2 separate regions of the Homo sapiens genome follow, and region 2 is linked to region 1. A link is an interaction called in ENCODE POLR2A ChIA-PET data of the cell type or tissue named here. Cell type or tissue: PC-9. All regions are shown on one strand. Each heading gives the region's core, and the rest is flanking DNA. Links, peaks and the distances in the headings are about the cores only.

What was found. ChIA-PET counts read pairs that join two places held together with the same protein. Peaks named below come from ENCODE experiments on the same cell type or tissue, not always from the same donor. Only the 100,000 strongest peaks of a DNase experiment are listed, where the experiment ranks them.
Region 2: POLR2A ChIA-PET joins it to region 1 with 9 read pairs; 2 of 35 experiments call an interaction of 5 or more read pairs at or near these places.

The regions. Positions count from the first base shown.
Region 1 is chr19:46,681,268-46,687,880 of GRCh38, reverse strand. PRKD2 (protein kinase D2) reads left to right here. Exons shown (of 18, transcript NM_016457.5): 15 at 6,133-6,231. Among named protein-coding and RNA genes, the nearest start is that of DACT3, 23 kb to the right of the region's middle. In PC-9, for the core only: no CTCF peak of the experiment used is centred there; no DNase peak of the experiment used is centred there.
Region 2 is chr19:46,543,597-46,550,209 of GRCh38, reverse strand. It overlaps the pseudogene PPP5D1P. Among named protein-coding and RNA genes, the nearest start is that of PNMA8B, 51 kb to the right of the region's middle. In PC-9, for the core only: no CTCF peak of the experiment used is centred there; a DNase peak (open chromatin) is centred at 3,549.

The DNA.
Region 1 (6,613 bases), core at 1,001-6,000:
AAACAATAGAAAAAACGGGCAAGCAGCCCTTTTTCTCTCATTCATTCATTCAGTTGGTCAACAAACACTCCCTAGTCCCTGCTCTGTGCTTGGTCCCTTGCTGGTCAGTGTTGAGGACACAGGGATGACCAATACAGCCCCATTCTTAGACAGTGATAGCTCAGGTGAGCAGGGCTAGGACAAGGGAGGCTGATAATGGTGATGATAAATAATGTGGTCACTAACATTTATTGAGCACTTACTATGTGCCAAGCACTCTTCAAACTCATTTAATCTTCATAGTAACCTGTGCAGTAGGTGCTATTATTATCAATCCCCTTTTATGGTTGAAGAAACTGAGGGTCAGAGACATCAAATATCTTGTCCAGGGTCACATAGCTGGTGGGATTTGAACCTAGGATCTTTGCTTTTAACTAGTGATGTCAAACTCATTTGTGTTACATTCAAACAGATTTTCCTTGTGTGCCTGTGCTTTTTGTTTGTTTTTTTGAGACAGGGTCTCGCTCTGTCACCCGAGCTGGAGTGCAGTGGTACAATCATGGCTCACTGCAGCCTTGACCTCCCGGGTTCAAGCAATTCTCCTGCCTCAGCCTCCTGAGTAGCTGAGACAACAGGCATCAGCCATCACACCCAGCTAATTTTTATAAAGACATTTTTATAAAGACTTGCTATGTTGCCCAGGCTGGTCTTCAACTCCTGGGCTCAAGTGATCCTCCTGACTCGGCCTCAGCCTCGCAAAGTTCTGGGATTACAGGTGTGAGCCACTGTGCCCGGCCTCTGTTCTGCGTTTCTTTTTTTTTGGTGGAGGTGCACATTAGATTCTTATCACTTATATTGTTCAATGGTTTTATCCCAGTGTTTGCCTCTTTATTTTATATTTAGTTTTTATTTACCATAGGGTTTTATTTATTTTATTTTTTATTTTTTTTTGAGACGGAGTCTTGCTCTATTGCCCAGGCTGGAGTGCAGTGGCACCATCTCGGCTCACTGCAAGCTCCGCCTCCCAGGTTCACACCATTCTCCTACCTCAGCCTCCCAAGTAGCTGGGACTACAGGTGCCCACCACCACGCCCGGCTAATTTTTTGTATTTTCAGTAGAGACAGGGTCTCACTGTGTTAACCAGGATGGTCTCGATCTCCTGACCTCGTGATCCACCCGCCTCGGCCTCCCAAAGTGCTGGGATTACAGGTGTGAGCCACCGCGCCTGGCCTATTTTATTTTTTTTTTTGAGACAGGGTCTCATTTTGTCACCCAGGCTGGAGTGCAGTGGTGTAATCATAGTTCACTGCAGCCTCAAACTCCTAGGCTGAAGCAATTCTCCTATCTCAGCCTCCTGAGTTAACTGGAACCACAGGCATGAGCCACCACGTCCAGCTAATTTTTTTTTTTTTTTTTTTTAATGTTTTTGTAGAGACAAGGTCTCGCCATGTTGCCCAGGCTGGTCTTGAACTCCTGGGCTCGAGCGATCCTCCCATCTCAGTCTCCTGAGTTAGCTGGAACCACAGGCATGAGCCATTACACCTGGCTAATTTTTTTTTATGTTTTTGTAGAGACAGGGTCTTGCCATGTTGGGTCTCGAACTCCTGGGCTTAAGTGGTCCTCTTGCTGCAGCCTCCCAAAGTTCTGGGTTACAGGCATGAGCCACTGCGTCCAGCCGGCCATAGAGTGGAACTTTTACGATGTTAAATATCCCCTTGTGTGGTTTCTGTGTTTCACATCCTTCCTAGAAAGGCTTCCTTCTGGTGGGTGCCTTGCCTTCTTCTGAGACATCTCTGTGGGTCTCAGAGCCATCGTTGCTGTGTTCCCTTTACCCTGGCCCAGCACCCTTATCCTCTCAGGCAGTGTGCCTGTGTTTGTCAGGCTGGCTTATGGGGTGGGGACAGAAACCCACTGATGCACCCTCATCCAGACTTTATTATTTATGTATTTTTGAGACAGAGTCTCGCTTTGTTGCCCAGGCTGGAGCGCAGTGACACGATCTCGGCTCACTGCACCCTCTGCCCCCTGGGTTCAGGTGATTCTCCTACCTCAGCCTCCCGAGTAGCTGGGATTATAGGTGTGTGCCACCATGCCTGGCTAATTTTTGTAATTTTAGTAGAGATGGGGTTTCATCATGTTGCCCAGGCCAGTCTCAAACTCCTGACCTCAAGTCATCTGCCTGCCTCAGCCTCCTGAAGTGCTGGGATTACAGGCATGAGCCATCGTGCCCGGCCACATCCAGACTTCAGGTGTGGAAAGGAATCATGGTTCTCACAGGTGGCTGCTTTCAGCAGCTGAGGGGGTTTCTCTTTCTGGCCTTCATCTCTTCCTCTCTTTTTGCCTGCTCGCTCTTCTTTCTCTCTCTCTCTCTCTCTGCAGATTTCTGCTTTCTGGGCTCTTGCCTGCCCCACACCTAAGCCCTGTGCTAAGCCCTTTACCTCCTGAGCTTATGTAGGCCTCACCACCATCCTAGGAGGTAGGTATTGTTATAAACCCCATTTTATAGATGAGGAAACTGAGGCTCAGGGAGATAGCAGTCTCCCTCGAGGTCACAGCCAAGTAGCTTTCCAGCCAAGATTTGAGTCTGGATCTATCTAGCTTCCAACCTGCCCTCTTTCTTTTCTTTTTTTTTTTTTTTTTTTGAGACGAAGTCTCACTCTGTCACCCAGGCTGGAGTGCAATAGTACAGTCTCAGCTCACTGCAACCTCTGCCTCCCAGGTTCAAACAATTGTCCCACCTCAGCCTCCTGAGTAGCTGGGACTACAGGTGCGTCCCAGTACACCGGGCTAATTTTTGTATTTTTAGTAGAGACGGGGTTTCACTATGTTGGCCAGGCTAGTCTTGAACTTCTGACCTCGTGATCCACCCGCCTCAGCCTCCCAAAATGCTGGGATTACAGGCGTGAGCCACCATATCCGGCCAATGTTTTTTTTTTTTGAGATGGAGTCTCGCTCTGTTGCCCAGGCTGGAGTGCAGTGGCGCTATCTCAGCTCACTGCAACCTCTGCCTCCCAGGTTCAAATGATTCTCCTGCCTCAGCCTCCTGAGTAGCTGGGAACACAGGCACACGCCACCATTCCTGGCTGATTTTTGTATTTTTAGTAGAGATGGGGTTTCACCATGTCGATCAGGCTGGTCTTGAACTTTTGATCTCGTGATCTGCCCGCCTCAGCCTCCCAAAGTGCTGGGATTACAGGCGTAAGCCACCGTGCCCGGCCTAACCTGCCCTCTTTGTTCACATGAACTGGGAGAAAATCAACTGACAAAATCTGGAAATGGGCGGGGCGAGGTGGCTCACGCCTGTCATCCTAGAACTTTGGGAGGCCAAGGCAGATGGATCACCTGAGGTCAGGAGTTTTGAGACCAGCCTGGCCAACATGGTGAAATCCCATCTTTACTAATAATACAAAAATTAGCCAGGTGTGGTGGCATTCACCTGTAATCCCAGCTACTGGGGAGGCTGAGGCACAAGAATTGCTTGAACCTGGGAGGTGGAATTTGTGGTGAGTCGAGGTCATGCCGTTGCACTCCAGCGTGGGCAACAGAGTGAGACTCCATCTCAAAAAAACAATCTGGAGATGACATATACAACACATGCATCTTTCCAGCTTGGTCTCCCAGTCTGTAGAATGAGGAGGTTGGTCAGGCATGGTGGGTCGTGCCTATTATCTCAAGGTTTGGGTAGCTGAGGTGGGAAGATCATTTGAGGCCAGGAGTTTAAGACCAGCCTGGGCAACATAGCGAGATGCCATCTCTACAAAAAGATTTTTTTAAAAAAGAAAACAATCAGAATAAACACAAGTATTTAAACTCTGAGACAGATACACAAGTATTTAAACTCCGAGACAGATAATAATTGCAGTTGTACAATTGCTTCTGGTGTACTTGGCATTTTGAGTTACAGAGAATCAAGAAATATGATTCTCACAGATGAATGGTTACAAATGGTAATTTTTTTTTTAATCAGCTCACCTTATCATAGGAACAGATACAGCAGGAGAAGCTTTATTTAAGAGACACAAACAAATATATTTACCAACAAGCCATCACAAAAATAATAACTAATAACAACAACAGTAACAGCTAACATACAGTGGTTAGCTATCCTAAGCGTTTTACATGCATCTTTAGATATGCTTTAAACCTTATAGCAACCTGTAAGGTTGGTACTCTTTTTTTTTCTGAGATGGCATCTCACTCTGTCGCCCAGGCTGGAGTGCAATGGCGCGATGTCGACTCACTGCAACCTCCACCTCTCCAGTTCAAGCGATTTTCCTGCCTCAGCCTCCCGAGTAGCTGGGACTACAGGCGCCCACCACCACGCCTAATTTTTGTATTTTTAATAGAGGCAGGGTTTTGCTATGTTGGCCAGGATGGTGTCTAACTCCTGACCTCAGGTGATCCACCTGCCTCAGCCTTCCAAAGTGCTGAGATTACAGGCATGAGTCACCATGCCCAGCCAAAGTTTTTTGTAAGGATGAAAAATATTTTTTTTAAAAATGAAATCAGGCTGGGCACAGTGGCTCACGCCTATAATCCCAGCACTTTGGGAGGCCAAGGTTGGTGGATCACGAGGTCAGGAGTTCAAGACCAGCCTGACCAACATGATGAAACCCCGTCTCTACTAAAAATACAAAAATTAGCCGGGCATGGTGGTGTGTGCCTGTAATCCCAGCTGCTCAGGAGGCTGAGGCAGGAGAATCAGGAGGCCTTCTCAAAAAAAAAAAAAAAAAAGGAATCAAAGCCCGACATGGTGGTGGTGGCACATGCCTGTAGTCCTAGCTATTTGGGAGACTGAGGCTGGAGGATCACTTAACCCCAGGAGTTTGAGGCTGTAGAATGATACTGCACTTCAGCCTGGGTGACAGAGGGAGACTCCATCTCTTCAAAAAAAAAATGGGTGAGGTGGGGTGGCTCACGCCTGTTATCCAAGCACTTTGGGAGGCTGAGGTGGGTGGATCACTTGAGTGCAGGAGTTTGAGACCAGCCTGGGCAACATGGTGAGACACTGTCTCTACAAATACAAAAATTAGTCAGGTGTGATGGTGTGTGCCTATAATCCCAGTTACTAGGGAGGTTGAGGTGGGAGGATGGATTTAGCCTGGGAGGTCGAGGTGCAGTGAGCTGTGATCCCGCCTCTGTGCTCTGGCCTGAGTGACAGAGCAAGACTCTGTCTCAAAAAAAAAAAAAAAAAAAAAATAGAATCACATAGTTGGATCTTGGAAATGCCTGCTCTGTCAGTAGCATTCAGGAGTTTACCACATGCTAGAAGATCTTGGGATCTTCACAGCCCCACTCATCTAGCCCAGACTTTCTAGTTTACATTTAACTCTTATCTCTCAGATGTAAATGGTTCTATGATTCTGAGATTCTTTGGTGCTCCAGTGCCTCCTGTTTCCCTGGCTGGGGTGTCTGCAGGGGTGTGTAGGAAGGCATGGATGGGGCCAGGCGCAGTGGCTCACTCACGCCTGTAATCCCAGCATTTTGGGAGGCCAAGGTGGGTGGATCACTTGAGTCCAGGAGTTTGAGACCAGCCTGGTCAACATGGTGAAACCCTGTCTCTACTAAAAATAAAAGAAAAAATTATCAGAGCAAGTCTGGGCCCGGTGGCTCACGCCTGTAATCCCAGCACTTTGGGAGGCCGAGGTGGGGAAATCACGAGGTCAGGAGTTTGAGACCAGCCTGGCCAACATGGTGAAACCCCATCTCTACTAAAAATAGAAAAAATTAGCTGGGCATAGTGGCCAGCGCCTGTAATCCCAGCTACTCGGGAGGCTGAGGCAGGAGACTCACTTGAGCCCTGGAGGTAGAGGTTGCAGTGAGCCGAGATCGTGCCACTGCACTCCAGCCCAGGCGACAGAGTGAGACTCCGCCTCAAAAAGAAAAAAAAAAATTAGCTGGGCATGGTGGTGCACGCCTGTAGTCCCAGCTACTTGGGAGGCTGAGGCAGGAGAATCACTTGAACCCAGGAGGTAGGGGTTGCAGTGAGCTGAGATCATGCCACTGCACTTCCAGCCTGGGCTACAGAGCGAGACTCTGTCTCAAAAAAAAAAAAAAAAAAGTATGGATGGGTTTGGAGGGCTGGCTGCTGAGGTTGGGATTTGGCTGAGTACCTATCTACCTTTCTTACTGGGCCCATCTGCTCCCCTCAGATCCTGGTGGCTTTGAGACACCTTCACTTCAAGAACATTGTCCACTGTGACTTGAAACCAGAAAACGTGTTGCTGGCATCAGCAGACCCATTTCCTCAGGTCAGTTATGTCCCCTCCTGATTTGGGGAAATCCAGGCAACACTGATGGCCGGGGTGGGGGTGGGGAAGGGGATTATACTAATCAAGATGTGGGGGCGAGGCACAGTGGCTCTTGCCTGTAATCAGCATTTTGAGAGGCTGAGGCAGGAGGATCATTTGAGCCCAAGAGTTTGAGACCAGCCTGGGCAACATAGCGAGACCTCATCTATACAAAAAATGAAAAAAAAAATAGCCGGGAATGGTGGCGTGCGCCTATAGTCCTAGCTGCTTAGGAGGCTGAGATGGGAGGATTGCTTGAGCCCAGGAGTTGGTGGCTGCAGTGAGCTATGATTGTGCCACTGCACTCCAGCCTGAATAACAGAGTGAGAGCTGTCTCTTAAAA
Region 2 (6,613 bases), core at 1,117-6,116, 140 kb after region 1:
TGTTTACAGCAGCACTATCCACAATAGCAAAGATATGAAATCAACCTAAGTGTCCAGCAATGGATGACTGGATAAAGAAAATTATATATGCGTGTGTGTGTGTGTGTGTGGTGTGTATGTGTGCACACACACAATGGAATACCACTCAGCCATAAAAAGGAATGAAATCATGTATTTTGCAGCAGCATGGATGGAACTAGAGGCCATTTTCTTAAGTGGAACAACTCAGAAACAGAAAGTCAAATACCCCGTGTTCTCACTTATAAGTGGAAGCTAAATAATGTGTATACACAGATAGAGTGTGAAATAATAGACTGGGAAGAGTGGGAGGGTGGTAGGGGGCGAGGGATGAGAAATGACTTAATGGATACGAAGTACACCATTCAGGTAATGATTACACCAAAAACCCAGATGTCACCACTATGCAATATATCCATGTAACAAAACTGCACTTGCACCCCTTAAATTTATACAAATAATAATAACAAGGAATTCAGTCAATGTGCTTTAACAACAGATTAGACACAGCAGAAGGCAGGATGAATGAGCTGGAAGTCAGGCCACTAGAAAATATCTAGACTGAGGCACAGAGAAAATAAAAGAAGAAAAATATAAAAGAGAGTTTAAGACAGTGAAAATAGCTAATGAAAGACTGTGGCTTAACTAAGATGAACTTTTTTCTCTCTCTCTCTCTCCCTCTATCCAAAGGTAGGTGGCTGGTCTGGGGCAGGCAGACACTTTTGCTTCATGAGGGTGTTCAGGCTTGTGAATTGGCTTTGATATCTTTAAGAAATGGCTTCTCTCTTTAGTTATGTTCCTGCTGTAGTTGTTCCCCAGCCAGGAAGGAGAAAGGAAGACAGTCAAGGGCCAGCATCTTTATTTATAGGAACTGACCAGAAGCTGTACACATCACTTGAGCTCATAAGGGCTTGAACTTAGGTGCATGAGCTTACTTAGTTATCAGGAAGGCTGGCAGGTGTTTTGTTTCTTTTTTTCTTTCTCTGTCTCTCTCTCTCTTTCTTTCTTTCTTAGAGATGGGGTCTTGCTACACTGCCAAGGCTGGTCTCGAACTCCTGGGCTCAAGCAATCCTCCCACCTTGGCCACCCAAAGTGCTGGGATTACAGGCATGAGCCACCATGACCAGCCCAGATGTTGTTTCTAATTGGGCAGCCACAATCATCTTATTACTAAAGGGAGGAATGGGAGAATGAATTTTAATAAAAAGAAAGTGTTTCTGCTACTTGGATTACTATGCAGGAGTTAGACACACAGGGCTTTGTAGAGCACAGTAATAAGTGTAGACTAGAGCCAGGGAAGGAGGAACTGCGAGTGCCATCAAAAGAGACATGATTTCCCAGACTAGAAGCCTGCTCCTTGGGACCCACACTGGGTGAGGTTTCCTATTCCCATATTTAGTGCGAGTGGTGAGATCCCAGATGTGGTGAGCCTGTGGTATGGAGGCCCTTGACTCCAGTGACCCTGATGTGAGCTCCTGTGAGTCCCACTGGGTCTTTTGCAGACCCAATCAATGGTGCTTCTTTGTGATGGGGGCTTCTTTGTCATCCACAAGGACCCAGGGAAGACTGAGGCTGAGGACTGCCGGAGCTACACTGGGAAGGGTCTCAGGCACGCTCTTCACCTTCTTAGAGGCCTCTTCTCCTAACAATGTCTCCCCTCTGGACTGTCTTAAGTCAGCTCAGAGTGCCGTAAGACAATACCACAGACTGGGTGGCTTAAACAACAGAATTCTGTTTTCTCACAGTTCTGGAGGCTGCAAATGTGAGATCAGGGTGCCAGCATGTTCAGGTTCTGAGGAGGGCTGTCTTCTTGGTTTGCAGACAGCCACCTTCTCACTATGTCCTCACATGGTCAGGGAGACAGCTTTCTCTTCTCTTTTTAAAAAAAATATTTTTTATTTTTTTAGAAGTGGGGTCTCACTCTGTTGCCCAGGCTGGTCTCGAACTCCTGGGCTCAAGTGATCCTCCAGCCTCAGCCTGCCAAAGTGCTGGGGTTACAGGCATGAACCACTGCACCTGGCCCTTTCTCTTCTTATAAGGTCATAGTCCTATCAGATTAGGATCCTACCTTGTGACTTTATTTAACCTAATTACCTCCTAAAGACTCTTATCTCCAGATACAGTCGTATTGGGGGTTGGGGCTTCAACATATGAATTTTGGGGATAAGGGGACACAATTCAGTCCATAGCATAAGACCTCTGTTCCCTGCCTGCAGCAATTTCTGGCCTCTTGTTTCCAGGTGGTTAAACTGATGCTGGGGAGCAAAACCTTTAAGGACCCTTTTGGCCGTGCCCTGGTGTATTAGACCATTTTCTTTTCTTTTCCTTTCTTTTTTTTTTTTTTTTTTGAGATGGAGTCTCTCTCTGTTGCCCAGGCTGGAGTGCAATGGCATGATGTCAGCTCACTGCAACCTCCGCCTCCTGGGTTCAAGTGATTCTCCTGCCTCAGCCTCCCAAGTAACTGGGATTACAGGTGTGTGCCACCAGGCCCAGCTAATTTTTGTATTTTTAGTAGAGACAGGGTTTCACCATATTGACCAGGCTGATCTCGAACTTCTGACCTCATGATCCACCCACCTCAGCCTCCCCTGCTGGGATTACAGGCGTGAGCCACTGCGCCTGGCCTATTAGTCCGTTTTCACACTGCTGTGAAGAACTGCCTGAGACTGGGTAATTTATAAAGGAAAGAGGTGTAATTGACTCACAGTTCCACATGGCTAGGGAGGCCTCAGGAAACTTACAATCATGGCTGAAGGCAAAGGGGAAGCAAGGCACCTTCTTCACAAAGCGGCAGGAAGGAGAAGTGCCCAGTAAAGGGGAAAGAGCCCCTTACAAAACCATTAGATCTCACTCACTATCATGAGAATAGCATAGGGGAAACCACCCCCATGATTCAATTATCTCCATCTGTCTCTCCCTTGACTCATGGGGATTATGGCGATTACAATTCAAGATGAGATTTGGGTGGGGACATGAAGCCTAATCATATCACCTGGGGAGGTGTCCATGAAAACTGCTGGCACCTCAGAACTATTTATTTCTGCTTTCAGGTAACAAGGAAGACTTTGGGACCCTGAGGAGTATGGCTGCAGCAGTCTTAAGCTTTGGACAGGGGCTTAGAGTGGTGGCTCATGCCTGTCATCCAAGCACTTTGGAAGGCCCAGGTGAATGGAGCCCAGGAGTTTGAGACCAGCCTGGGCAATATGTTGAGACCTAGTCTCTAAAAAAATGCAAAAATTAGCTGGGTATGGTGGCATGCACCTGTAGTCCCAGCTACTTGAGAGGCTGAGACAGGAGGCTCCCTTGAGCCTGGGAGATTGAGGCTGCAGCTACTGCACTCCAGCCTGGGGAACTGAGTGAGGTCCTGTCTCTTAACACAAACAAACAAAAACCTTTGGACAGCAAAAGCCCATCTCCTCTTCTCCTCAGGCACATGGCTGCCTGGCTGGGGACTACATTTCCCAGCCTCCCTTGAGGTTGGCTGCAGCCACATGACTGGGTCCTCCCCAGTGGCTTGCAGTTGGACATGACTTGCGCAATTTCCACTTTACCTGCTTTCAAGGAAATGTCTTGCTCTGAACTTTCTCTTTTTTCCCTTTCACCAAGTCACTCAGAGGTGGCACATTCAATTATGCAAATGCTGACAGAGCATGAGGTCAGTGGCTCTCAAAGTGGGCATCAGAATTCCCTGGAGAGTTTGTTAGGGCACAGTTTTCTGGGTCCTGCCCCCGGAGCTTCCGACTTAGTAGGTCTTGGGGGAACCTGGGAATGTGCATTTCCTATGAATTGCCAGAGGCTGCTGCTGGTCTCGGGACTACACTTTAAGCAACAATCCGAAAGAATCTGGGTTCCTGAATGATGGCCACACGCACAGCCTCACAAGGTCATTCACCCCGGAGCTACTATGGGAAAGAGAATTCAATTTGTTTTTATTGTTTAAGCTACACTATTGTCTTACAATAAGATGGCCAGTGAATTTTTGTTTCTCCTTTAGCCAGTTTGACTTAGATTTCTGTTGCTTGCAACTGAAAATGCCCTGATCATCATATGTAACATTGACTGCTTTTGATTTACTCATTCAGTAACTATTTATTGAAAATCCCACGCTGAGTGCTTTTTATTTATTTTTACTGTTTTTAATTATTTTTTTTTTATGAGATGGAGCCTAGGCTGGAGTGCAGTGGCTTGATTTCGGATCATTGCAACCTCCGCTTCCCGGGTTCAAGCAATTCTCATGCCTTAGCCTCCTGAGTAGCTGGGATTACAGGCATGCGCCACCATGCCTGGCTAATTTTTTTTTTTTTTGGATTTTTAGTAGAGACGGGGTTTTGCCATGTTGGCCAGGCTGGTCTTGAACTCCTGATCTCAGGTTATCTGCTCTCTTCTGCCTCCCAAACTGCTGGGATTATAGGCATGAGCCACCGCGCCCAGCCCCAGGTGCTTTTGAAAGCACTGGGCATACAGCAGTGAGTGAAGCAGTGAGTGAGTAAAAAGTTCCTGTCCTGTCCTTTCAGAGATTCTGATCTTTGTGTAAGGCAGCACACAATGAAGTATTTTAAAGACAAAATATCAGCAAATTCTCAAAGCAACTTTGAGAAGCAGACATCATTTTGAAATCCCATTCTACAGATAAGTGCGCTGAGGCTGCAGTAGCAAAGCTGGAGTTTGAACCTAGATCTGTGCGAGTCCAAAGGCTAAATTCTCTCTCTCTCTCTCTTTTTTTTTTTTTTTTTTTTGAGACAGAGTCTTGCTCTGTTGCCCAGGCTGGAGTACAGTAGTGCGATCTCAGTTCACTGCCACCTCTGCCTCCTGGGTTCAAGCGATTCTCCTCCCTCAGCCTCCTGAGTAGCTGGGATTACAGGTGCCTGCCACCATGCCCAGCTGATTTTTGTATTTTTAGCAGAGATGGGGTTTCACCATGTTGGCTAGGTTGGTCTTGAACTCCTGACCTCAAGTGAGCCTGCCTCGGCCTCCCAAAGTGCTGGGATTATAGGCACGAGCCACCACACATGACTCAAAGGCTAAACTCTTGAGAGTGGGCCATGCTGCCCCAAGAAGCTCCACTGGATTTATTTGAAGGTCCTTGCCAAATCAGTTGGGGAAAAAAAGGCAGATTCAGCCCATGGATCCTTAAGTACCACTCGAAGAGTGGCATGCTTTTCCCAAATGTCACCTTTTGTCTTTAAGGCAAAGGTGGTGCCAGATCTTCAGCTCTCATGTCTCCTGCACAAACTCTCCCAGGCGTGAGAAGAGACTCCACTCTGCAGAAACTCTGTCTCTAAGGGGGAAGTGACAGTCAGAGAAGGGAACAGGGATATTACTGAGGCCAGAAGGCCCCTCTCCCCTCAGTGAGGCCCACGCTCGTGCCCAAAGCCTGTCTGTCTTCCTAAATAATGCAGTGTGGAAGAGTAGAGGCTTTGCAGCCAAGCAGACAGGATTTCATAACCCTGGTTCCAGTACTTCCCAGTGTGTGATCTTGGACCATCAACTGGGCCTCTGAACCTCAATCTCCTCCTCTATAAAAGTGGCACAATGGCCGCAGGCGGTGGCTCACGCCTGTAATCCCAGCATTTTGGGAGGCCGAGGTGGGCGGATCACTTGAGGTCAGGAGTTTGAGACCAGCCTGGCCAACGTGGCGAAACACTGTCTCTACTAAAAATACAAAAATTAGCCGGGCGTGGTGGTGGGCACCTGTAATCTCAGCTATTCAGGAGGCTGAGGCAGGAGAATCACTTGAACCCAGGAGGCGGAGGTTGCAGTGAGCCGAGATAGTGCCATTGCACTCCAGCCTGGGCAACAAGAGCAGAACTCTATCTCAAATAAAACCCAGAAAACCAAAAAAAAAAAAAAAAAAAAAAACCCAAAACAAAACAAAAAGAAAAAACAAAAACAACAACAACAAAAAATGGCACAGTAATAGCTTAATTCCCAAGCTTGTTCAGGATTTTGTGGGTCAGGAATGTGAAAAGGGTTTGACTGGATGTTCATTTCTGTTCCACGTGGCATCATGTGATGAGGGCTGGAGGACCCACCTCCAAGATGGCTTCTTCACTCCCATGTCTGGAAGCTTCAATTCTCCTGGGCCTTCTCACAGCTCCATGCTCTTAGGGGAGCTGCAATTCTTTTTTTATTATTTATTTATTTATTTATTTGAGACGGAGTTTCGCTCTGTCGCCTAGGCTGGAGTGCAGTGGCCGCGATCTGGGCTCACTGAAAGCTCCACCTCCTGGGTTCACACCATTCTCTTGCCTCAGTCTCCCGAGTAGCTGGGACTGCAGGCGCCTGCCACCACGCCCGGCTAATTTTTGTATTTTTAGTAGAGACGGGGTTTCACCGTGTTAGCCAGGATGGTCACGATCTCCTGACCTCGTGATCCGCCGCCTTGGCCTCCCAAAGTGCTGGGATTACAGGCGTGAGCCACCGCGCCCGGCTGGGGAGTTGCAATTCTTACACAGTAGCCTGGGAGCCAAAGAGATCACGACGGAATCTGCTGGTTCCCTTAAAATGTAGATCCAGGCCTGGCGGTGTCACTTGTTTGTTTGTTTGTTTGTTTGTTTAGACAGGGTCTCGTTCTGTCACCCAGGCTGGAGTGCAG